2 separate regions of the Homo sapiens genome follow, and region 1 is linked to region 2. A link is an interaction called in ENCODE POLR2A ChIA-PET data of the cell type or tissue named here. Cell type or tissue: A673. All regions are shown on one strand. Links, peaks and the distances in the headings refer to the core of each region. The heading gives the core; the rest is flanking DNA. Region 1 overlaps HMGB1 (high mobility group box 1). Region 2 has its middle 24 kb from the start of LINC00385.

Region 1 (12,355 bases), core at 398-8,397, 280 kb before region 2:
TTGGCATGGAAATTTAAAGCAGGTTCTTGTTGGTGCACAGCACAAATTAGTTATATATGGGGATGGTAGTTTTTTCATCTTCAGTTGTCTCTGATGCAGCTTATACGAAATAATTGTTGTTCTGTTAACTGAATACCACTCTGTAATTGCAAAAAAAAAAAAAAAGTTGCAGCTGTTTTGTTGACATTCTGAATGCTTCTAAGTAAATACAATTTTTTTTATTAGTATTGTTGTCCTTTTCATAGGTCTGAAATTTTTCTTCTTGAGGGGAAGCTAGTCTTTTGCTTTTGCCCATTTTGAATCACATGAATTATTACAGTGTTTATCCTTTCATATAGTTAGCTAATAAAAAGCTTTTGTCTACACACCCTGCATATCATAATGGGGGTAAAGTTAAGTTGAGATAGTTTTCATCCATAACTGAACATCCAAAATCTTGATCAGTTAAGAAATTTCACATAGCCCACTTACATTTACAAACTGAAGAGTAATCAATCTACTCAAAGCATGGGATTATTAGAATCAAACATTTTGAAAGTCTGTCCTTGAAGGACTAATAGAAAAGTATGTTCTAACCTTTACATGAGGACTCTATTCTTTAACTCCCATTACCATGTAATGGCAGTTATATTTTGCAGTTCCCACATTAAAGAAGACCTGAGAATGTATCCCCAAAAGCGTGAGCTTAAAATACAAGACTGCCATATTAAATTTTTTGTTGACATTAGTCTCAGTGAAGACTATGAAAATGCTGGCTATAGATGTCTTTTCCCATTTATCTAAATATGGACTGCTCAGGAAACGAGACTTTCCATTACAAGTATTTTTAATTAATTGGGCCAGCTTTTCAAACAAAGATGCCACATTCAAAATAGGGTATATTTTCCTATATTACGGTTTGCCCCTTTATAAATCCAAGTAGATAGGAAGAAAGAAGACAAACTTTGCATCTCAGTATGAATTATTCAATTTATTTGAATGATTTTTCTTTACAAAACAAACTCATTCATTAGTCATGTTTATCTGCTTAGGAGTTTAGGGAACAATTTGGCAATTTTGTGGTTTTCGAGATTATCGTTTTCTTAAAGTGCCAGTATTTTAAAATAGCGTTCTTGTAATTTTACACGCTTTTGTGATGGAGTGCTGTTTTGTTATATAATTTAGACTTGGATTCTTTCCATTTGCATTTGTTTATGTAATTTCAGGAGGAATACTGAACATCTGAGTCCTGGATGATACTAATAAACTAATAATTGCAGAGGTTTTAAATACTAGTTAAATGGCTTTCACTTAAGAACTTAAGATTTTGTTACATATTTTTAAATCTTGTTTCTAATAATACCTCTTAGCAGTACCTTTTAAATAAGTATAAGGGATGGCAAAGTTTTTCCCTTTAAAAATACTCACTTTATGCTTATAAATAGGTTAATGGGCTGATAAAAGGTTTTGTCAAACATTGCAAGTATTCGGTGCTATATATAAAGGAGGAAAAACTAGTTTTACTTTCAGAATGATTTAAACAAGATTTTTAAAAACAAGATACATGCAAGCGAACAGCAGGGTTAGTGATAGGCTGCAATTGTGTCGAACATCAGATTTTTTGTTAAGAGGAGCAAATGACTCAATCTGATTTAGATGGAAGTTTCTACTGTATAGAAATCACCATTAATCACCAACATTAATAATTCTGATCCATTTAAAATGAATTCTGGCTCAAGGAGAATTTGTAACTTTAGTAGGTACGTCATGACAACTACCATTTTTTTAAGATGTTGAGAATGGGAACAGTTTTTTTAGGGTTTATTCTTGACCACAGATCTTAAGAAAATGGACAAAACCCCTCTTCAATCTGAAGATTAGTATGGTTTGGTGTTCTAACAGTATCCCCTAGAAGTTGGATGTCTAAAACTCAAGTAAATGGAAGTGGGAGGCAATTTAGATAAGTGTAAAGCCTTGTAACTGAAGATGATTTTTTTTAGAAAGTGTATAGAAACTATTTTAATGCCAAGATAGTTACAGTGCTGTGGGGTTTAAAGACTTTGTTGACATCAAGAAAAGACTAAATCTATAATTAATTGGGCCAACTTTTAAAATGAAGATGCTTTTTAAAACTAATGAACTAAGATGTATAAATCTTAGTTTTTTTGTATTTTAAAGATAGGCATATGGCATATTGATTAACGAGTCAAATTTCCTAACTTTGCTGTGCAAAGGTTGAGAGCTATTGCTGATTAGTTACCACAGTTCTGATGATCGTCCCATCACAGTGTTGTTAATGTTTGCTGTATTTATTAATTTTCTTAAAGTGAAATCTGAAAAATGAAATTTGTGTGTCCTGTGTACCCGAGGGGTAATGATTAAATGATAAAGATAAGAAAAGCGCCCATGTAACACAAACTGCCATTCAACAGGTATTTCCCTTACTACCTAAGGAATTGTAACCATTGCTCAGACATTGTAGGATTTAACTATGTTGAAAACTACAGGAGAGGCCGGGCGCAGTGGCTCACGCCTGTAATCCCAGCACTTTGGGAGGCCAAGGCGGGCAGATCACGAGGTCAGGAGATTGAGACCATCCTGGCTAACGTGGTGAAACCCCGCCTCTACTAAAAATACAAAAAATTAGCCAAGCGTGGTGCTGGGCGCCTGTAGTCCCAGTAACTCAGGAGGCTGAGGCAGGAGAATGGCGTGAACCCGGGAGGCGGAGGTTGCAGTGAGCCGAGATTGTGCCACTGCACTCCAGCCTGGGTGACAGAGCAAGACTCCATCTCAAAAAAAAAAAAAAAACACAGGAGAGACAACTGGTTTTTGAATGAAATACATGGGTACTGCCTTGCTTGACATCACATAGTCCTTGATGAAAGTTCACATTTAGGTCTGCTTGGTACAATACGCCTCCTAAAAAGGTCCTTGATGAAAGTTCACATTTAGGTCTGCTTGGTACAACACGCCTCCTGAAAGGGTCTGATAGCTTTCAGTAGCAGTAAGACACTTGCATGTGATGGTAAGGTATCTGCAAATTTGCACACACCGTACACAGCTTAAGTCTTAGAATTAACTTGCTAAAATGTGAGCCTTTGGTAATTAGGCTGTTTTATTAGGGAGTGTGATAATATTTGAATTTCTTTTCATATTTGTGCTTTGTGTCATTTTCAAATGACCCTTGAAATGTATTTTAAAAGTAGATAAAAGCCAGAAAGTGATTTGATTGTCTATCCAGCAAAAGATGGTGGTTCATTTTCTTGTCCTCTTAATACCAAGGCAGTGCTAATAACACTTGCCACAACTTGGGAAATTCCATGGGTCTATGCCACATTGCTCCCAGAGTAATGAGGCAAAATAGTGCTCTGTTATAGAATTGCTTGTTTCACGATACATCATGACAGATAACCATACAACATGGAATGACACAAACATAATATGCCACACTCCAGAATATGTAATGCTCGTCTTCCAGGGGGGTTCAGTCTAAGGTAATCTCTACCAGGAAGAAATGCTAGATGACTTTAGACATGTGCATTGGTTTGGACCTTCTAATTAGTGGAATTTTTACTTATTTTGACATGAGAGATTACATAGAATCTCTATGTTGCCCAGGTTGGTCTCCAAATCTGCTCAAACAATCCTCCCGCCTCAGTTTCTCAAGTAGCTGGGATTACAGGGACACACCACTGTGCTTAGCTTAAATAGTTGAATTTATTGGGCATCCACTGAAAAGAAGGAAGTAGGAATAAAATCTGCAATAGTATGACTAAACCTGTAAGTGAGCATGAGCAGTGGTGGGCAAGGGTATGCAGACTCTGGAATCCAGAAATAGAAAGTCAGTGGAAAGCCAGGCACAGTGGCTCACACTTATAATCCCAGCACTTTGGGAGGCCGAGGTGGGAGGATCACTTGAGGCCAGGAGTTTGACACTAGCCTGGGCAACATAGTGAGGCCTTGTCTACTAGAAATAAATAATTTTGCAGATATACTAAATACCATTTTAAAAATAAGTGGAAAAGGGATTAGAGAGATCCTTGTAAATTATGTACTCATATTCATTGTTCTCTTTAGTCACATAATTCAGTCATGTACGTGACATTCCACAGTATGGTGCTCCATAATACATATTTTTTCTTTTTTCGATCTCACTTGTATATGATCCATAATATTTTTCATCATTCCCTTACTGATGGACATTTAGATTGTTTCCTATTTTTTGCTGTTTAACAGTACTGCGCTGAACATCTGTACATTTCTCTCAGGCATGTGTGGGTCTTCAGATACCTCAAAAGTAGAACTGCTGAGTCAAAAGACATTTGCATTTAACATTTTGGAAGATGTTGATAAATTGCACCCCACCACCCCCCCCCCCCGCCCACAAAAGCTGTTATTTATGCTGTGAAACATTTTAACAATGATTTTGCAATTAATCAAGATTTTTACTGGTTTTTCTTTGGCTGTATAACTCTATTTTTAAAAACGAGAAATTAAAATACTGAAATACTGTCATTTGTCCAGAGCTACCTGACCAGAATAAGAAACACAGAGAGAATCAACTGAAAGACTCTTAGGACAAGCCACTGCTTTATTTAAACTGCTAAACTATTTCTCAAACTCCTGGCCTCAAACTATCCTCCCTCCCTCCTCGGCCTTGTTGCTGAGATTACAGGCGTGAGAACCACAGTTCCTGGCCTAAACTGCTAAACTATTTCTCTAAAGTTACTGCAGTAACTAAATAAGTAATCCACTGTGTGAAAATGAGGAGGTTCTTTCTCATTTTGATATACTCTGTCCTAAATGGAAGTATGTGGTAGTTTTTTGGTTGGTTTGTTTTATTCTGGGGAGGGTCTTTTCTAGCAGAGATTCTATGTCAATCTTACAGAAGCTGCAGCCAACAGTTTTGGAAATGCAAGTTGTTCAATAAGGTGTAGCAAAAGGAGAAATGTGTGGCCCAGATACTAGCCTTTAGGAGACAAGTGTTTGGAAAGGCAGAATGGATTCTGAGGATTTGCCTTAAATGGAATAAAGTTCACCAGTTCCTTGCTGGAGATGATACTTTATGGCAAAGGACATACTCCAAATGTGCTTATAAATGAAATTGTATTTATATGCTCAAAGTGAAATTAAGCTGGCCGGGCGCAGTGGCTCACGCCTGTAATCCCAGCACTTTGGGAGGCTGAGGCGGGCGGATCATGAGGTCAGGAGATTGAGACCATCCTAGCTAATACGGTGAAACCCCCTCTCTACTAAAAATACAAACAAATTTTCCGGGCGTGGTGGCGGGCGCCTGTAGTCCCAGCTACTTGGGAGGCTGAGGCAGGAGAATGGTGTGAACCTGGTAGGCGGAGCTTGCAGTGAGCCGAGATCGCGCCACTGCACTCCAGCCTGGGTGACAGCGAGACTCCAACTCAAAAAAAAAAAAAAAAAAAGTGAAATTAAGCTTAGTTCCTTAGCGTTACATAGAATCTCTCATTAGAGGCTTTACCGTATTTTGTTTGTTAGCTTTTGCTTTTTGGGTTTTTTTCTCCTTTTCACAGGTGTTGACTGTACCCTGGTTTTGTTTATTGGGTTTCAATTAGAGCTTATTTTATAAAGTGATCTGAACATAACCAAGTAAGAGAATAAAAAACCCTAAAATAAAATAAGGATCTGTTGAGTGTGAGAGAGTGCTCCTAAAGATAAAGAAAAACAAGATGCTCAGTTGCCACAGCCTCAGGTGCCACTGTAATCCCTGGAAGAGATGAAGAGTAAGAACTTGGAGGCTACTCAAAGCAAAGATATTGCAGCTCCCCCACCCCTACACCCCAAGCCCCATTTCCCCAGGCCTTGCTCTGCCACCTGGAATCAGCCTGGCTGGGGCTTGGGCACAGGGAATGGGGCTAGGCACACTTAGGCTCAGAAGCAGAGAGGCTGACCAGAGAGCCTGTTTTCAGGGAGGGACAGAATAAGGCATAGCACTAGTGTAAGGTCCTAGCACATTACAGGCGAAGGGGGTCTAAGGGCTACCGTAGTCTAATCTGTGCATTTTTACAGAGTAGTGGACAGAGGCCCATAGGGATTCAGAGGCTTGCTCAAGGACAAATGGCAGTATCAAAACACTCTAGCAGCACCAGGCTCACAGTAGGTGCAAAAAAGATGTGAGCTCTTTCCCCTTCCCTTAAGGACAGCAACAAAAAGGCTGGAAAACTTCCTCATTGCCCCTCACTTCCAGGCCTGGGTTCTTCTGCTTTGGCTACAATTTTTGCTATGCTAGGATAGCCAGTACATTCTGCCATCACTGAGGTTCTTCTCTGGCTTTCTCCTTTGATTTACTTGGACAGAACATTTCTGAACTGAACCAAACCAAACCAAACAAAAATACTCCCAGTCATGTAGAAAGTTATAGGCTATCTGATTCTAAAGGGCTGGTAATCACTAATATAATAGATGCTGCTTAGGACTGTAGCCTGATCTTCTGGAAGTAGAAGCAAGATGCAATATGCTACACACGACAATAACTTTTGAAAAATCGGTTGCCCTTATTATGAATGAAACTTACATTATTGAAACAAAATAAATAAGAAAACAAAAACCTGTAATTCTACCAGTCAGCAAGACTATTACCATATTATGTGCCCTTCCAGTTTCTATATATAACATGTAATATATATAGATATATAGATATAGATAGATTTTAAAAATTGAGGTGAGACTCATATAACATAAAATTAACCTTTTTTTTTTTTTTTTTTTTGAGACGGAGTCTCGCTCTGTCACCCAGGCTGGAGTGCAGTGGCGCGATCTCGGCTCACTGCAAGTTCCGCCATCCGGGTTCACGCCATTCTCCTGCCTCAGTCTCCCGAGTAGCTGGGACTACAGGTGCCCGCCACTGCGCCCAGCTAATTTCTTGTATTTTTAGTAGAGACGGGGTTTCACTGTGGTCTCGATCTCCTGACCTCGTGATCCGCCTGCCTCGGCCTTCCAAAGTGCTGGGATTACAAGCCTGAGCCATCGCTCCCAGCCCATTCATTCGTTTTTAAGGCTGAATAATATTCTATTGTGTGTATATACCATAATTCCTTATTCATTCATCCAGTGATAAGGTCTTAGGCTGTTTCCACCTTGTGGCTATTGTGAATAATGCTGCTATGAATGTGCGTGTACATGTATTTGTTTGAGTTCTTGTTTTCAATACTTTGGGTATATATCTAGGAGTGGAATTGTCGGGTCATATGGTAATTTTATGACTAGCTTTTTAAGGAACTGCCAAACTGTTCTCCACAGCAGCTGCACCACTTCACATTCCCACCAATGATGTATGAGGGTTTCAATTTCTCTACAACCTTGCCAGCACTTCCTATTTTCTATTTTTTAAAATTATAGCCATCCTAGTAGGTGTGAAGTGGAATCGCATTGTGATTTGATTTGTGTCTCCCTAATGACTGATGATACTGAGTGTCTTTTCATGTGTTTATTGGCCATTTGTATGCTTTGGAGAACTAATTCAAGTTCTTCACCCATATTTAAATTGAGTTGTCTTTTTGTAGTGTTGTGTGCATATAGATATACATACATATATATGTTTTAAAAAATGTTAATAATTTAAAAATACTGCATTTGTAAGCTGCTTTTTCTACTTCACAGTCTATCTTGAACAAAAGTCTATGTCAGCTGGGCACAGTGGCACACACCTATAATCCCAGTACTTTGGGAGGCCAAGGCAGGCGCATCACTTCAGGCCAGGAGTTTGAGACCAGCCTGGCCAACATGGTGAAAGCTTGTCTTTACTATAAATACAAAAATTAGCCAGGTATGGTGGCATGCGCCTATAGTGCCAGCTACTCAGGTGACTGAAGCACAAGAATCGCTTGAACCTGGGAGGCGGAGGTTGCAGTGAACTGAGATGGTGCCACTACACTTCAGCGTGGGCAACAGAGTGAGATCCTGTCTTTAAAAAAATTTAAAAAGTCGGCCGGATGCGGTGGCTCACACCTGTAATCCCAGCACTTTGGGAGGCTGAAGCGGGTGGATCACCTGAGGTCAGGAGTTCGAGACCAGCCTGGCCAACATGGTGAAACCCCGTCTCTACTAAAATACAAAAATAAACTGGGCATGGTGGTGGGTGCTTGTAATCCCAGCTACTTGGGAGCCTGAGGCAGGAGAATTGCTTGAACCCAGGAGTCGGAGGTTGCTGTGAGCCGAGGTCGCACCATTGCACTCTAGTCTGGGCAACAAGAGTAAAACTCCATCTCAAAATAAATAAATAAATAAATATAAATATTAAAAAAGTCTATGTCATCATATATTCTTATTCTGCTGGGCATTATTTTAAGTGCCTGAATGTAAAATACCATAAATTATTCAATCAATTCCATATTATTAGACATTTAGTTTATGATTTTTTACTGTTACATATAAGGTTAACATGACTATCCTTTCTTTATGCTCACACCTTTGCCCATAATTATTTTCTTAGGATATAAATATATTCCTCAAAGGGAAATCACTGAATCAAAAGATGAGCCAAATTTGGTGAATTTTACCAAGCTACCTTTGGAAAGTTTTCACCCAAATGTAACAACTTTTTAAAAGGCTATTCAGACAATTTTACATAGAAGGGATACAAAATAGGGTCATGGTTTCTAAGATTTTATAAAGGTTCAAGCCTACAACAGTGGGGGGAATCGTGAAAGGAGTAAACCTTCAAAAGCAAGCAGATAAAAAGCCTGAAAAACTTGGAAAACCATTGGATTGAAATGTCCATTCCTCTTTATACTTCTGTTACCTTACTACTTTTCAGGTTGGAGATTAACAGAAAGAGCTTTTATATTCAAGTAATTGCAGAACTGCAAAAAGTGAATGCCTAGATCAATTGGAATTGGTAGAAAAACTGAAAATTTTGCACGAGCATTAGAGCTTTTTTGCTTTTTACTTCATTGTGTCACTGTACTTTGTAAAAACCTACATAATCTCCAAAATTTACTAATTAGTAACTGTATCAGATTTTTTTTCTTTAAATAAGGTTAAATAACAACATTTTCACATACTGTTTTAAAACCAAGACGTAGATCAACATTCTTTCAGGCATTTAACAGTGGCCAATAGGCCAACATGAAACTGAATTAATTATGTATAATTTATCCTCTAGACAATCCCATAGGAATCTTTTTCATACATTGATGAGTAATGGATTTTACCCTACATAGGTCACTGAAAAGCAGTGTAAATTTCATGGCTTTTTTGTGTTTGTTTGTTTTTTTTCTGAGATGGAGTCTTGCTCTGTCGCCCAGGCTGGAGTGCAGTGGCACAATCTCAGCTCACCGCAACCTCCGCCTCCTAGGTTCAAGCGATTCTCCTGTCTCAGCCTCCTGAGTAGCTGGGATTACAGGTGCCTGCACCATTCCTGGCTAATTTTTGTATTTTTTAGTAGATACGGGGTTTCACCATGTTGCCAGGCTAGTCTCAACCTCCTGACCTCAAGTGATCCGCCCGCCTCGGCCTCCCGGAGTGCTGGGATTATGGGCGTGAGCCACCATGCCTGGCCTCATGTTTCTTTTAAGCACTTAACTTTTAGAAGGCAGCATTGCAAACTTTCACGTCTGAATTTATATATATTGAGCTTCTATAGATAATTACAGTGTACCTTTAGAAATAATATTGATTTTGGCCAGGCGCAGTGGCTCACACCTGTAATCCCAGCACTTGGGGAGGCCAAGGCAGGCGGATCACGAGGTCAGGAGATCGAGACCATCCTGCCCAACATGGTGAAATCCCCGTCTCTACTAAAAATATAAAAATTAGCTCGGCATGGTGGCATGCACCTGTAGTCCCAGCTACTCGGGAGGCTTAGGCAGGAGAATCGCTTGAACCCGGGAGGCAGAGGTTGCAGTGAGCCAAGATCACACCACTACATTCCAGCCTGGGCGAAAGAGTGAAACTCTGTCTCAAAAATAAATAAATAAATAAATAAAAATATAAAACTTGGGAGTTTTTAAAAAAATTGTTAAGGTCCTAAAGGTTTTTAAATAACTGTACTTAAGAATCAACTGACCCAGGCCAGTCTCTACTAAAAAATCAAAATAATATTGATTTTGGCAGGGCGCGGTGGCTCACGCCTGTAATCCCAGCACTTTGGGAGGCCGAGGCAGGCAGATCACTTGAGGCCAGGTGTCTGAGACCAGCCTGGCCAATGTGATGAAACCCTGTCTCTACTAAAAATACTAAAATTTAGCAGTGCATGGTGGTGCATGCGTGTGATCCCAGCTGCTTGGGAGGCTGAGGCAGGAGAATTGCTTGAACCCAGGAGGCAGAGGTTGCAGAGAGCTGATATCATGCCACTGTACGCTAGCCTGGGCAAAAGAGCAAGACTCCGTCTGAAAAAAAAAACAAAAAACAAAAAACAGAGATGCCATTTTTTTCTTTATTGTTTTTTGCTACATCTTCATTTTCAGGCCAAATCTAATTTGTTCTTACCTCTAGGTCTTAGTAGGCTATTAATAACAATTCTTAAAATCTCACTAAGAAATCATCAAAATATTTCCATTTTATTTTATTATGAATATCTTTTTTTCTATGTTATTTATTCATTTTTTTTTTTATGAGACAGAGTCTTGCTCTGTCACCCAGGCTGGAGTGCAGTGGCACAATCATGGCTCACTACAGTCTAAACTTCCTGGGTTCAAGCAGTCCTCCTACCTCAGCCTCTCAAGTAGGTTAGGACTACAGGCATGCACCACCATGCCTAATTTTTTTAAAATTATTTTTTGTAGAGACAGAGTCTTGCTATGTTGTCCAGGCTGGTCTTGAATTCCTGGCCTCAAGCAATCCTCCCTCCTTGGCCTCCCAAGGCGTAATTCCACCCTCACACCATTTTTTTTCCAGAGATGGGCTGTCCCGCTGCTAAATGAGCTATGTTGTGATTTCACAGCAACAGACTTACAAGGAATAGCTTCTACTGTCAGATATCCAAAGGAATTCCTAAAATTTATTCTCCACCCAAGGGCCCTGGAACCTGGGTCTCCATAGTTTTTGTTTGTTTGTTTGTTTTTGAGATGGAGTTTCACTCTTGTTGCCCAGGCTGGAGTGCAATGGTGCGATCTTGGCTCACTGCAACCTCCGCCTCCCAGGTTCAAGCATTTCTCCTGCCTCAGCCTCCTGAGTAGCTAGGATTACAGGCACCCGCCACCACGCCCGGCTACTTTTTTTTTTTTGTATTCTTAGTAGAGACGGGATTTTACCATGTTGGTCAGGCTGGTCTTGAACTCCTGACATTAGGCAATCCACCCACCTCGGACTCCCAAAGTGCTGGGATTACAGGCGTGAGCCACCGCTCCCGGCCTCCATAGTTTCTTTTCTCTTTAATTCCAGGAAAGACAGCAGTTAGGTGAGTAATGGAAATTATCAGATGAAAATAATAATCTTGTCATCTAATCTAGATTCCTTTCTGTGACCCAATTTTAGCTATTATAAGAACCAGAATAAAACCCATCTGCCATCACTTCAGAAAGTGCCAGGGAAAAAGTCTAAGGAAGGCTTTTATTATTTATTTATTTATTTATTTATTCTTCTTTTTTGAGACAAAGTCTCACTCTATCGCCCAGGCTGGAGTGCAATGACTCAATCATGGCTCACTATAGCCTCAACCCTCTGAGTTCAAGTGATCCTCCCTCCTCGGCCTCTTGAGTAGTGGGACTACAGGTGCACACCACCACGCCCAGCTAATTGCTGATTTTTTGTAGAGACAGGCTCTCTCCATGTTGCCCGGGCTGGTCTCAAACTCCTGGGATCAAGTGATCCTCCCATCTCAGCCTCCCAAAGGCCTGGGATTACAGGCATGAGCCACTGCACCCGGCCCTGAGGAAGATTTTTAAACAATAAACTAGCAAGAGGCCCAGTGAGGTGGCTCACACCTGTAATCAATCTCAGCATTTTGGAAGGCCAAGTTGGGAGGCTTGCTCCAGCCCAGGAGTTCAAGGTTGCAGTGAGCTATGATCATGCCACTGCACTCCAGCTTGGGTGATATAGCAAGACCATGACTCTGAAAGAAAGAAAAAAAAAAGATAATAAATTAGCAAGATATATAGTCATGATAAAGCTGTTTAAAATTATGTTTGCAAGCTAAGTTTACATAGGAAAGAAACATTTGCTGCCTGGTAGAAGAAGTCTCTTCATTTTTAAAAAAGAGATTTTAAAAGAAATTTTATTCATCAAAATGTAGCTGCTACAAGAACTATGATATTGTACCATTCGGTATATGGTCCTCTTACTAGCTTAAAACTTGATGGCATGACTTCGAAAGTGTAAAAATGGTAAAACAAAAACAGGGCAAATGCTCAGCTGTCTTTTCTTTCAGAGAAACTCCAAGGCATGAAGGAAACCCTCAGGTAACAAG
Region 2 (12,355 bases), core at 2,059-10,058:
AGGCTATCCTACTTCTCGTGAGTTCCTTAAATCATATTTGATGGTTGAAGCAGAAATTTTAGCACCATCTAATGTGGTGTTCAGTATAGGTATAGAAAATACTTGAGACAATTATATCTAAAAAGCAGGGAAAGTAAAGGGACAAGAATGGAAGTAAGGTTTCTATTCTTCAGTCAAGTGGTAAACTTCAATACCAGTAGACTGTGATAAGCTATGTGTGTATCTTGTAATATCTATAGCAACCACTAAGAAAATGGTGCAAAACAAGATACTTGAAAACACTGTAAATACAAGTCATGTGCCACATAATGATGTTTCAGTCAGTGATGGATCACATCTACAATGGTGGCCCATAACATTATAATGGAGCTGAAAATCTTCTATTTCCTAGTAATGATGTAGCCACTGTAACTTCATAGCGTGGCGCATTGGTCATATATTTGTGGTGATGCTGGTGTGAACAAACCTATTGTGCTGTCAGTCATTTAAAAAGTAAAAAGAATATATATATATAAATGTAAAAATAGAAAAATCTGATAGAATTTAAGATTTACATCTTATTCTATATATCTTCTAGAAAGAAAATATTTTATACTGTTATACAATGGGTGTGTGTTTTAAGCTGTTACTATAAAAGTCAAAAAGTTAAAAACATTGAAGGATAAAGTTGAAAACTTTATATCAAGCTAAGGTTAATTTATTGTTGAAGAAAATTTTTTTAAGTAAATTTAGTGCAGTCTGTGTCTAGTGTTTATAAAAATTGTACCATACTACAACAAAAAGTGGACAGTAATGTCCTAGGCCTTCACATTCACTCACCACTCACTCACATCCACAGCAACTTTCAGTCCTACAGACCCCATTCACGGTAAGTGCCTGATACAGGTGTACCATTTTTTAATCTTATATACTATATTTTTACTGTACCTTTTTAATATTTGATATGTTTAGATCCACAAATGCTTACCATTATGTTACGGTTGCCTGCAATATTCAGTACAGCACCATGCTGTACAAGTTTGTAGCCTAGGAGCAATAGGCTATATCATACAGCCTAGGTGTGTAGTAGGCTATGCCACCTAGGTTTATGTGAGGACACTTTTGATGTTCACAAAATGACAAAATTACCTAATGTCACATTTATCAGAATGTATTCCCAATGTTAAGTGACACATGACTGTACATCAGATGAAATCCTAAAAAATACTCAAGTAACCCATTGGAAGATAAGAGAAATGGAGGAATTAGAAACAAAAGAAACAATAGAAAACAATAAAATGGCAGATTTAAACCCTAAGACATCAACAATTACCTTAGATATAAATGGTCTAAATATACCAATTAAAAGACAGAAATTGACTGAGTGGATTAAAAAAGCATGATTCAACCTATGCAGTCTACTTCAAATACAACAACATAGGTAAAGGGATAGAAAAAGATATACCATGCAAACATTAATTTTAAAAAATGCAGGAGTGTCTATATTCTTATCTGATAAAGCAGACTTCAGAGCAAGTTACTAGAGACAAAGGAGGGACATTTCCTAATGCTGGAAGGCTTAAGCCACGGGGAAGATACCGGGAAGATACCAAACAGTAACATAAAGACCCAGATACCAAACAGTAACATAAAGACCCAATCGCAGCCCTGGTTGGTGTCTTTCATTATTCACAGGACTGAAGAGCTTTTGAGAGTAAAGATCACAGTGGCTGGTCTCGGCTCACACCTCCTGCCCCAGGATGTGCTTTAGGAATGTTGTTAACTAACTGTAGTGGAAGACAATTGCTCTTGCAGTCTGGCTCACAAGTCTACACTCCTCTTCAGGAAAGGCCTCCAGGGAGTGAGGAGTCTGTAGCAACTGAGTGGCCCCAGGAAGCAGGGCTAGTGTGGACTGGCTCCCTCTTGAGTTGTGGTGGGGGCTTGCTTTCCCAGCATGCTCTCTTGGCTGTTTTGCTAGAGTCTCCCTTTGGGCACCTGCGCCCTAAATGTAGAGAAAATGCCCATAAGCTACTCTGCATCCCTTTTATAGGTCCTCCCAAGAAACCTTGGAGTTCTTAATGCAAATAACTTCCCAGCTCTTGAGAGACATATGTAGATTAGGCCCCACAGTGACCCCATGCAAGAAACCATATCCATAAATAATCCCAACTTGAAGACCCGCCGGGGTCAACCAGCGAACCATTTGATTAAGTAATGCATTGAAATGCAGCGAGGTCCCATGTCACGACGGGAATGTAAATCTGAGGGGGAATGGCCGGAAGTAAGTGGAAACTTCTTGTGTTTGTATGATGATGATACTTGGTGGTCGGAAAGGAAATTATTTATTTGGGAAATCTCCGCAGTGGCATTATGAGATCACCAGTATATTGTTAATGGTTTCTGTGCTCGTGCTTTTTAGTTTAGCATTTGCTCTGTACCTAAAATTTATAGGACATGCTGTGGTGGCAGGTTTGCCTGGTGAGCCTAGTGAGGTGGGCCAGCAGGTGAGGCCAGAGTGAATGAAGCTGTGGCCTCAGAGGGGAGGTTTGCCCCTGGGCCTTTTAGGGAGAAGGGCTGCATCCTGGGCTGCGGGACCAGACAACTCAGAGATCCAGCCCAAACATTCCTGACCACATCCTCCTCCTGAGTCCGTCCTTGTTCAGGTTTCTATGGTGGCACCTGTTTTGTTTCGTTTTTTTCGAGACAGAGTCTTGCTCTGTCGCCCAGGCTGTAGTGCAGTGGTGAGATATCGGCTCACTGCAACCTCTGCTTCCCGGGTTCAAGCAATTCTCCTGCCTCAGCCTCCCGAGTAGCTGGGACTACAGGCACCGCCACCATGCCCAGATATTTTTTTGAATTTTTAGTAGAGACAGGGTTTCCTCATGTTAGCCAGGATGGTCTCGATCTCCTGACCTCGTGATCTGCCTGCCTCGGCCTCCCAAAGTGCTGGGATTACAGGCATGAGCCACCACTCCTGGCCACTATGGTGGCATCTTTACTGTGGGGCCCAGACTTCAAACTTCTGCTGTCCGTGACCCTCCTAACCCAGGCCTTCTCCTCACAGTAGCCTGAACCCATGGGCTCAGGCAGCAGTATTAACCCCACACCATGCCTCTCTGCATAGGGGCTTGCCTCTCCTTCCTCATCCATGTCGCTGGCTTCTGCATTTGTCCAGCACCTCACCTTTGGGATTCATCTAGTGGGCCTCTCTAGTGTTGAGCCTTGACATTCGCCTGGGCCCATCTGTACCAGCCCTTGGCTGCTCCTGGTCATCGCCCACCCTGGTAATAGCCTCTTTGACCTGAGCCCCCACTGGATGCTCCAGCACCTCCTCCCTTCTTTTCTTCCCCTCATCCATCCTCACCCATGAATAGTCACTGCAAGAATCCGCTTAGCATTTCCATGACCCCACCTTGGCAGAGGCCACCATCCTTTGCATCCTGCACACCTCACTATATGCATGGCCTTCGTGCTAAAGGACAGGATGGCACGTTGATTAACAGGAGGCTCTGCAGCCCAGCTGCTGCCCAGTTCGAATCCTGGCTTCACCGGTATCTAGCTGTGTGACCCTGGGCAAGTTAGTGAGCCTTTCTCTGCCTCTGAGGTCCTTATCTATAAAATCTAGATCATAATTGTAGCTCCCCTACAAGGCTACTGGGAAGAGTAATGAATTAATCTATATAAAGTATTTAGAACAGGGCCTTACACACAATAAGTGGTAGGTGTTTACTGTTTTGCTAAGTTAATCTTTAAGAGGTAAGCCAGCTTGTAAAAGCTCACCTCTGTCCCCTGTAGGAATACGCTATTGCACCATGCTTAGCATGCTATGGCCACCCAGCCTGAACGCGAAGGCTAACATCAAAACCAGGTTGAATAGAGGTGATGGGAATTCTGGATGCTTTTCTGTCTAATTTTTGAAGAGTGATGTCTTCCCTGAAAGAGTTAAAGTTAATATTAGCTCCTGAAGCAGATGGCTCTTGAAGAACAACCAATGGAAGAAATGCCTTCAAAGACTGGGTGGCATTTTCTCAAATTCTCAATCTCCTGTCAACCAACTGGGGAATCTTCACTCCAGAGCTCTTCTGAGTGGGTCTTTCTGCAGCTGGCTTGTCACCACAGCACAGGGCTCCTTGTCTCTCAGGGTTGAGCTGTTGCCTCTCATTCTTAGCCACAGGTGGCCTCTCCACCCTGCTAAGGATGTTTGTGTTCCTTGCAGGAAAGACCTTAATTTATTTTGCAATATTATTGTGCTTCTATTTAGTTTCTTTTCTCCAGCAGAAGAGGGAAGAAAGAAGTGCTTCAAAGCTGCATGTCACCACTGAGAACAGACAAATTCCTGAGACAGGCCCAAAAGTCACAGCCGGTGGCCTCATCACCTGGAGAGCCTGGCCTCTCTGGCTGCCAGCCCACCTGTGCCCCCACCCTTGCCCATACACTGGCCTTTGATCATCCACACTCAGCAGGATCACACAGCCCACCTTCCTAACACTGCTGTGCCAGGTGCTGCCTGCTGCATCTGGGGCTAGTGGCTCAGGCTTCAGCCCAGGACTGTTTCTTGTGATGATGGAAACACCTGGCTCTTTGTCCCTAATTGTCCTGGCCTCACGGCAGGAATCTCAGCAGACCATGTCCTACAGCTAGGATCATTATGGAGTGATGGGGACTAGGACAGAAAGGCTTGGAAGAGGGAGGGGTCAGTGCTTGCTGGGGGGTAGGAGCGGCGGGGGATGGAAGTAGGGGGAGGATCCGAAGAGGCTTCCCCGGAAAGATGATGCTGGGCTGAGTTTTCAAAGATGAGTGGGTGTTCACCAGCGGACTGCAGGGGAAGGGCGTGGAGAATTGCAGGTAGAGGAAGCACTTGGAGCAAAGATGCGGCAGCACAGGGCTATGCACAGGGTGAAGGGTGCAGTGAGGGGTGAGAGGGCAAGGGGTATCCCACACTCCGGGGGTGACTCTGGATGGCACCCCAACCCTAAAGTGCAGAGCTGCACTAAAAATCATTCACTCTGGCTGGTCCAACAGGCCAGGTTTTGGTCCAACAGGCCAGGTTTTGCCTGCAAAATAACCAGAAGCCTCCCGTGACAGACCCAGGGGTGTGCTGGAACAAGGCCATCTTTCAGGTCCAGGAGGAGATAGGCCAGCATTGCTAGGCAGGCAAGCTCTGCACAGAGAAGGCAGCTGGAGGACGCTCAGAGGAAAGCCTCGGCCTGAAGAACAGGCAGGCCTTCTGGAGGGAGGTGTGCCATCGAGTCAGGCCCACCCACCTGTAGGATGAGCCAGGCCAAGTGAAGCTAAGTTTACCCTCCCTCAAGGCAGGAATTTCAAAGAACCATCCTGGACAGGTCCTCTGTAGTGTTTAATTACCCATTATAATCCATTAGCTAGTTAGACATTGATATTTAATTAATTAAGCATTTATCAAATGGCATCTATATGCCAGGCATTGCACATCCCATAGGGGATTAAAGAAGTTGTAAAACATGGTCCCTGTTCCCCAGGAGCTCAAGGCTGGGGAGATGGATCCATACACAAGTGCTACCAGTACCATGTGATCTGTGCTGGAGCCACAGCTGTGGCCACAGAGAAAGGCAGACACTCTCTTTGCTGGCAAGAAGCTAGGGGTGGGAAGGGCATAAGAGATGCTTCTGAGAAAGAGTATCATGGAGCCGAGTCTTGGAGTGTTAGTAGAAATTTAATCAGTGGAAGGGTGTGAAACAACCTTCAAGTCAGCTACAACAGCTTTTTCAAAGGCATGAAGTTATGCAAACCGTAGTGTGTGGGGGGAGCATCTAGTAAAGGCTTGTTAATTCACAGCATGTCCCATCACTCCCCACCTCCCAAACCCATGGCCGATGAGCCAACCAACCACAGCAATCTCTCCTCTTCCTCCTCTGCAAAGGGTTCCAGGCAGGTATAACAAATCTACAGAATCAGTGCTCTTGGCCATCCTGGGATTCACATTTTTGTGTTGCTACATTAGAAGGCAGGAGATGATGTTGGGAGAGTCGTCTGGGGCCAGTACATACTGAGCCTGTGTCATTCTGAACTCCATCCTTCTGCTGATGACAGCCCCACCCACCTGCCCCTCACCTGCCGGTTAGCACAAACTTCAGTCTCCCCAGGATTGTCTCACCGTTCCTTGTCTCTCTTCAGATCCATGCCTGCTTCTCTTGCACATCTGAAGTTTCTCCAGCATTGATTTTTTGGGGAAACATTCAGGCTCTTGTCAATAGACACCAGCTCTCTTCTTTAGAAACCACAGGCCTGAGCCTCTTGGTATTATATATGACATGCAAAGCAAGTACTCTAAGGTAGAATTATTCTATGGTGAACTATTGCCACACTCAGCTTCATTTAAGAAAACGTTTGCAATATTGAAACTCTGGAAACTTATTAATCAACCACTGGTCTTTGATTCTCTACATAAAAGCTTGCCCCAGAATGGCCTATATAAGGGTGTGTCGCCCACCTCTGAAGAATGTGTAAAAGAACCACCTCAAGGCACAAAAAGGTAAAAACTGGCTCCTGAGAGGGCAAATCTCAACTCCAAGTGGTACGACACTAGATGATGTTATAATCCTATCCTTCGAAACTTCTGGTTTGATAACATTAAAAAAATGGATGTTCTCTTCAGGTGAGCATATGTTCTGCAGTGCCGAGTGACTTGTGATGACATGGTCTTCCTCTCATGTGCCAGTAACCTTTCTCAGGAGGAAGCAAAACCTGCTGTCCAGTTATAATCAGAAAGTACAGCTCAATATTCATACCCAGTATACATTTTGCTAAATGTTACTGGTTTTGGCAACTCTCTTCAGCATCCAGGAGGACTGTTTAAATCCCCCTAAGCAGGTTAACTTTTCTGAAGGTGTATTTGATGACCAGCCCATTTTAGCAGGTCACATAATGTGGCCATTCAAAACCACACATTTTAGAAACCATGTTAAAGCTCTCCTAGGCCTTGTCTTGTCTCTACAGGGGAAGGCCTGGGGTTTTAACTGGGCACTTCAGCACTTGGACATATTCAGGAAATCGTTTCCTGAGAAAAGTCTTGGCCCTGCGTCCAGGTTCTCCTCTAATCCACCCTGGGTGGAGATGAGATGATCTTTCATCCAGGCTGGATGATCTTTCATCCAGTAATTGACTGAATTATATCAAAATGTAATTGGCTCTTCAGTTTTCACAAGAAATTTGTAATTTTGCTTCCTACAATCATTGCCAGCAAAGCTTTGGGCCTTCTTTTCAGTCAATCACCCAGAATACCTGCCTGTCAAGCAAGTCACCTGTTGTTATCAGACTTTTTCTAACTCCTGTGTTGCATGAATAAACACAGCAATAAGGAAGATGAGTTTCAATAAAGAGCCAAAGGGCCTGATAACCTTTCTTTCCTCTAAGTGGCTCTTGGAGATGAGGGGACATACCCTTTCCCAACAATGGAGTCTGGGGGAGGTGGGCTTGGAAAAGGAATATTTAAATTTATATAATTTCATTTTTGCAAAGTGAAAAATGACCTATCATTTTTAAAAATAAAAACTGCAGAACGTGAAGCTCTGTGGATTCTTCTGGCAGATAGAACTAATGGAATTGCAAAGCTCATCCTTTGTGCATCCCCCATGAGTGGGCTGAGCTTCTTATGTTTATCAAGAAATAGGGCACAAGTTTAAAGGATGGTGCGAGATGGCTCTAGACTCCCTAATTAAACTCTACTCCGGAATGGGGAGACCAGACAACATGCAAATAACAGTGGAAACTTCCTTCTAGTTGAGCCGCATTGGTACCAAATAGTAAAGGAATAAAGCTTGGTGTGACTCACCATTCAGAAAGCTGTATTGGAGAGCATCAAGGAAGATGGTAGCAGAAGTTCAGAGAGAGGTGCAGCAAGGAAATTGCCAAAGCCAGACACCAGGGAGGGAGATGTGGCTGGAAACCCAGTGAGAACAGCTGGGCTTTCCTTGGCATGCAATAGACACCACCAAGGCATTAGTGCTCAGCTCACATTCTCCTCATTCATTGGGTCACCCTTATGTGTAGTGTGTGAACATCTAACATCATGCCAACTTGATCACCAGAAAGCTACCTACCCAGGCTATGCTGTACTGGTTCCCCAGGGAAATCCCATCAAAGACCTACAAATCCTTGGCACCCTTGACTTTGAAAGAGGATCCATGTAAGGAACAATCATATAAAATCACTATTATATAAAGACCTATATATGACTGGTTCCTTTCAAAATGGAGGCCTTATAAATTGATGAACTTCCTTCTATTACATATTGAAAGCTGTACAACTTGTGTGTTTCTTGTTTTGCCTTAGCTCTTAGCTAGATTTTTTGTGCTCAGTCATAAAAGGTATATTGGCTTAGGTTTTTAGATACAACTCTCTCCCAATTTTTATTGCTTTGTAGTTGGTCTTAAAAAAACCTTTAAAAATCGATTTTTATTTTTTATAACTTTTCATTTTCTTTGCCTGTGTCCTTTTTTGGATATAGATGGCGTACCATATAAACAGTTCTCTAGAAATAATTTCACACAGTGGTTTCTATTACAAACTGTCTTACCTAAAGATATCCTTTTCTTTAAACGTGACACTTCCACACATTTAAGATTTAAAAATAGCTCTATACGCAGGTTTTATTACACACACACACACACACACACACACACGTAGCCACAGTCTTAAAAATCCACAAAGATAGGATACTCTAAGCAATATTTTAAAGAAAAGCTACCTTAGCACTTGGATATTCCTTTGAAAAAGACCATTGAAATTCATTTTGTTCAATTCCTTATCTTCGTACCTTAATTATAAATAAGAAAAAAGTCACAGCAATCTGCACTGTGTAGTGGGCGTCTGCTCTGCCCCAGGTACTGTGCCGATGCTCACCCACCTTATTGTTAATCCCCACCCACAACCCTGTGTAAAAGGAATTACTTAACTTATTTCATAGATTAATAAACTGAGGCTCACACAGGCTGGGCGCCTTGACTAAGCTCACAGTTAGTCATTTAATAACCTAATAATAATGTTTTAAATAACTATTATCAGACCTAATCTATCAGAGTCCTTTGAGGCCGTGGTTGTAACCACCTAGTACCCTAATTTTTCTTCTTCTTCTTCTTCTTCTTCTTTTTTTTTTTTTTGAAATGGAGTTTCACTCTTGTTGCCCAGGCTGGAGTGGAGTGCAATGGCACGATCTCAGCTCACCACAACCTCCTCCTCCCAGATTCAAGTGATTCTCCTGCCTCAGCCTCCTGAGTAGTGGGGATCAGAGGCATGTGCCACCATGCCCAGCTAATTTTATATTTTTTAGTAGAGACGGGGTTTCTTCATGTTGGTCAGGCTGGTCTTGAACTCCCGACCTTAGGTGATCCGCCCACATTGGCCTCCCAAAGTGCTGGGATTACAGGCGTGAGCCACCATGCCCGGCTAGTACCCCCATTTTTCTAAGAGATACTTTATTTTTTTTCCTCTCTCTTTTTTCTCTTTCCTACTTTTCCACACTTCCTACTTAGCCCTTTAGAAATGTAATCATAGCCTTTTACCTCCTCTTCACCAGACGCTCCCTACAGGGCAAGTTCATCTAACTATGTGCTTAGAAGCTCCAGAGCAGAACTCTCACCCACCAGGAGGCTGCCTGAAGAGATAACAGCCCATTTACAACCAAAGTATGCACACTAGAGTTTTTGACCACCTTTACAACCTATTTTTTCCCAGGAAGACACCAACTCAACTGGCCAGTAGATAAGGCACTGAAGGGAGTACACAGACCCCCGCCACATCCCACTCACCGGCTCACTTCCACCACTGTGTAGTCCCCACACTTTAAAATTGCCCACTTCCTTTTTTTTCACTCTGTCACCCAGGCTGGAGTGCAACAGCACGATCTCGGCTCACTGCAACCTCTGCCTTCTGGGTTCAAGTGATTCTCATGCCTCAGCCTCCCTAGTAGCTGGGATTACAGGTGCCCGCCACCACGCTTGGCTCTTTTTTGTATTTGTAGAAGAGGCGGGGTTTTCCCATGTTGGCCAGGCTGGTCTCGAACTCCTGACCTCAGGTGATCCACCTGCCTCAGCCTCCCAGAGTGCTGGGATTACAGGTGTGAGCCACTGCGCCCAGCCAAAATTGCCCACTTTCTGCTCCAAAAGTGAAGTGGTACCCATAAAGCAGGAAGCCTGTGTACTTCTTCCCCTAAAGTAGCTTTGGAATAAAAAGTCACTTTCTTTCTACCAGACCTTGCTCTTCTTAATTGGATTCGGAAGAACCTGCAATTCAGTGACATGGTGATTAGCGGAATGCCTGTTGGCCTAGTAAGCAAGTAACCTTTGCAAACATTTATAGGTTTGTGGGGTGTGTGTGCACATGTGTGTGGGGGGATAACTTTGGACCCTCTTGTTATTGCCCCATGATTGGTAGTTCTATTTCAAACTCTGTTTTTCTGCCTGCTTTCTTGGAGCTCCTAATAAGGCGATTGGAGTACAGACTCTTCTGCTTGGCAGATTCTCGTTTCCTCTCACCCCACCCATTTTGTACTTCAATATTGCAGTTTCCAACAGTAGGATGCCTGGTTTTTGGATGACATTAATGAGTTAAGAGCAGCAGATTTATAAACGTGTGAGTTTCTTATTAGGCTAAAAGTCATTTGGTTTTCATTTTTTGTTAACTCTATGTTTAATCATCCTAAAACCAAATTGTCTTTTTCAACCCAAATAAATGATTTCCTTCTTAGATCCAAGAGCTTTCAGGCTTTGAAGATAAAAGGACAGGCTGTTTCACAGCTCAAAACTTTCCATGACATGTTGCAGAGACAGGAAGCGAATTTGCAATCCTGGGCGCATTCTAAGAGGTTCATTCCAGAGAGAGGTATCTGATTCAAAAGCAGCGACCCTTGCTTCCTAAACTGTGAAGGACACCCAACTGCTCCGTAGTCCTCCTCAGAGTCAGAAGTGAGCGTGCAATGGCGCCGCACTGACACCAACACCCCCACTCGGCAGAGCCTGTGGAGGATGCACTGAGGAGCTAGACTACGGCCAACCACGATGACGTCATAAAGGGAAGGGTAGCATCCGCTTGGAAAATGGGACACAGATATTTGTCAGCAACACTAAAAATTAAAGGCCTCACACGGAAAAACTGGGTTAAAATACAAACTTCAATGTATTATTGTTTTATCTTCTCAAGGAGAACTGGGAAGTAATGATCCACACATTTGTCATGCTCAACAGAGCCTTAAGGGAAGTTAACACAGAGCGTTAAACACCATCTATTAAAGAATCGCATTTCACAATAGTGAGTAAAAGGAAAAAACCTTAGCAAACGAAGGAGGCCATTCTTCCCCCCAGTTTATTTTCATGCTCAAACTAATCTATTAGTTACAAGAGGGGAAGAAAGACAAAAGTTTTTAAAATTTAGGTATAATAGAATTGTTTTTCTCTTGCGACATACTGTTTTAAGTCCCTTTATTCAGAATGCCACCTTACAGTGATGCAATACAGAGGACGCTAACACTACACGCCTTCTTAGTTGTCAGGCAGGGACCCTGCGAGTCTTTTAGCCCTGCAAGACTACAGGGCCAGGTTTAGACAATATATTCAACTTTTAAAAAGTTACTGGACACAAGCAAAAAGGTGCCAATTCCCAGTTGAACCATTTTTTTTAATGGTCACTTGGGCCCCACCTATGGACGTCCTTCAGGAAACAGGCCTGTGAAGAAACCACCTGTGCAGCGTGTCGGTGAAAGAGGACAGAGGGCATCGTGGATGTCATTCAGCCTCCAAATGGAAACCTATAGATATGACACATGAAAGTGTCTGGACTCACACAGCCTCACTCTAGTGACTTCCGCTGGCCACTGGACTTTTCCACTCAATGGACATTTACGAAGTACCTAGTGTGGCGGAAGACTGTCTTAAGCAACTGTCGGGTATGTGGAAAGGGAAGAAGACCAATTCCACTCCTTTAGTGTTTGTAAGAGACTAGCGTTGCACTTAAATGCATAATGACCCTTACATTAGCATAATTAATAGCACTCTTGTCACTTGCTAGAAATGCATCTATGTAGCTATTGAAGCCTTAAGCTGCTCACAGCTATTTGAAAGGTACAGCTAGGAGGCTGCCATGCAGGTGTGCCTAGCAGCAAAGGGTGAGGTTGCTGGAGTCAGACCCCTGGGTTCATGTCCCAGCTTCACTGCCACCTTGCCGCTGCAGGACCAGGGCAAGTTACTTGCCTGATATTTCTCCCGCTGGCTCCTTTCTTGTTAGGGCCAAGCTACCTGGAGTCTGGACTGCCGGGCCCCCCGGCTCTACTCTCTAACCACCACCTATGGACTCCTGCCTGCTTCATCTTCATCAAACACCTCTTGGCATGCACGTCACTTTCTCT

What was found. ChIA-PET counts read pairs that join two places held together with the same protein. Peaks named below come from ENCODE experiments on the same cell type or tissue, not always from the same donor. Only the 100,000 strongest peaks of a DNase experiment are listed, where the experiment ranks them.
Region 1: POLR2A ChIA-PET joins it to region 2 with 10 read pairs; 3 of 35 experiments call an interaction of 5 or more read pairs at or near these places.

Annotation. Positions count from the first base shown.
Region 1 is chr13:30,448,764-30,461,118 of GRCh38, reverse strand. HMGB1 (high mobility group box 1) reads left to right here. Exons shown (of 5, transcript NM_002128.7): 5 at 1-4,415. It overlaps LOC107984577 (a long non-coding RNA gene), which reads right to left. Exons shown (of 2, transcript XR_001749803.2): 2 at 12,146-12,355. Among named protein-coding and RNA genes, the nearest start is that of HMGB1, 11 kb to the left of the region's middle. In A673, for the core only: a CTCF peak has its summit at 7,121 (motif pointing left); a DNase peak (open chromatin) is centred at 7,098; H3K27ac peaks cover 3,580 bases.
Region 2 is chr13:30,171,874-30,184,228 of GRCh38, reverse strand. No RefSeq gene overlaps it. Among named protein-coding and RNA genes, the nearest start is that of LINC00385, 24 kb to the right of the region's middle. RefSeq lists enhancers at 3,947-4,692, 4,693-5,439. In A673, for the core only: no CTCF peak of the experiment used is centred there; no DNase peak of the experiment used is centred there; H3K27ac peaks cover 605 bases.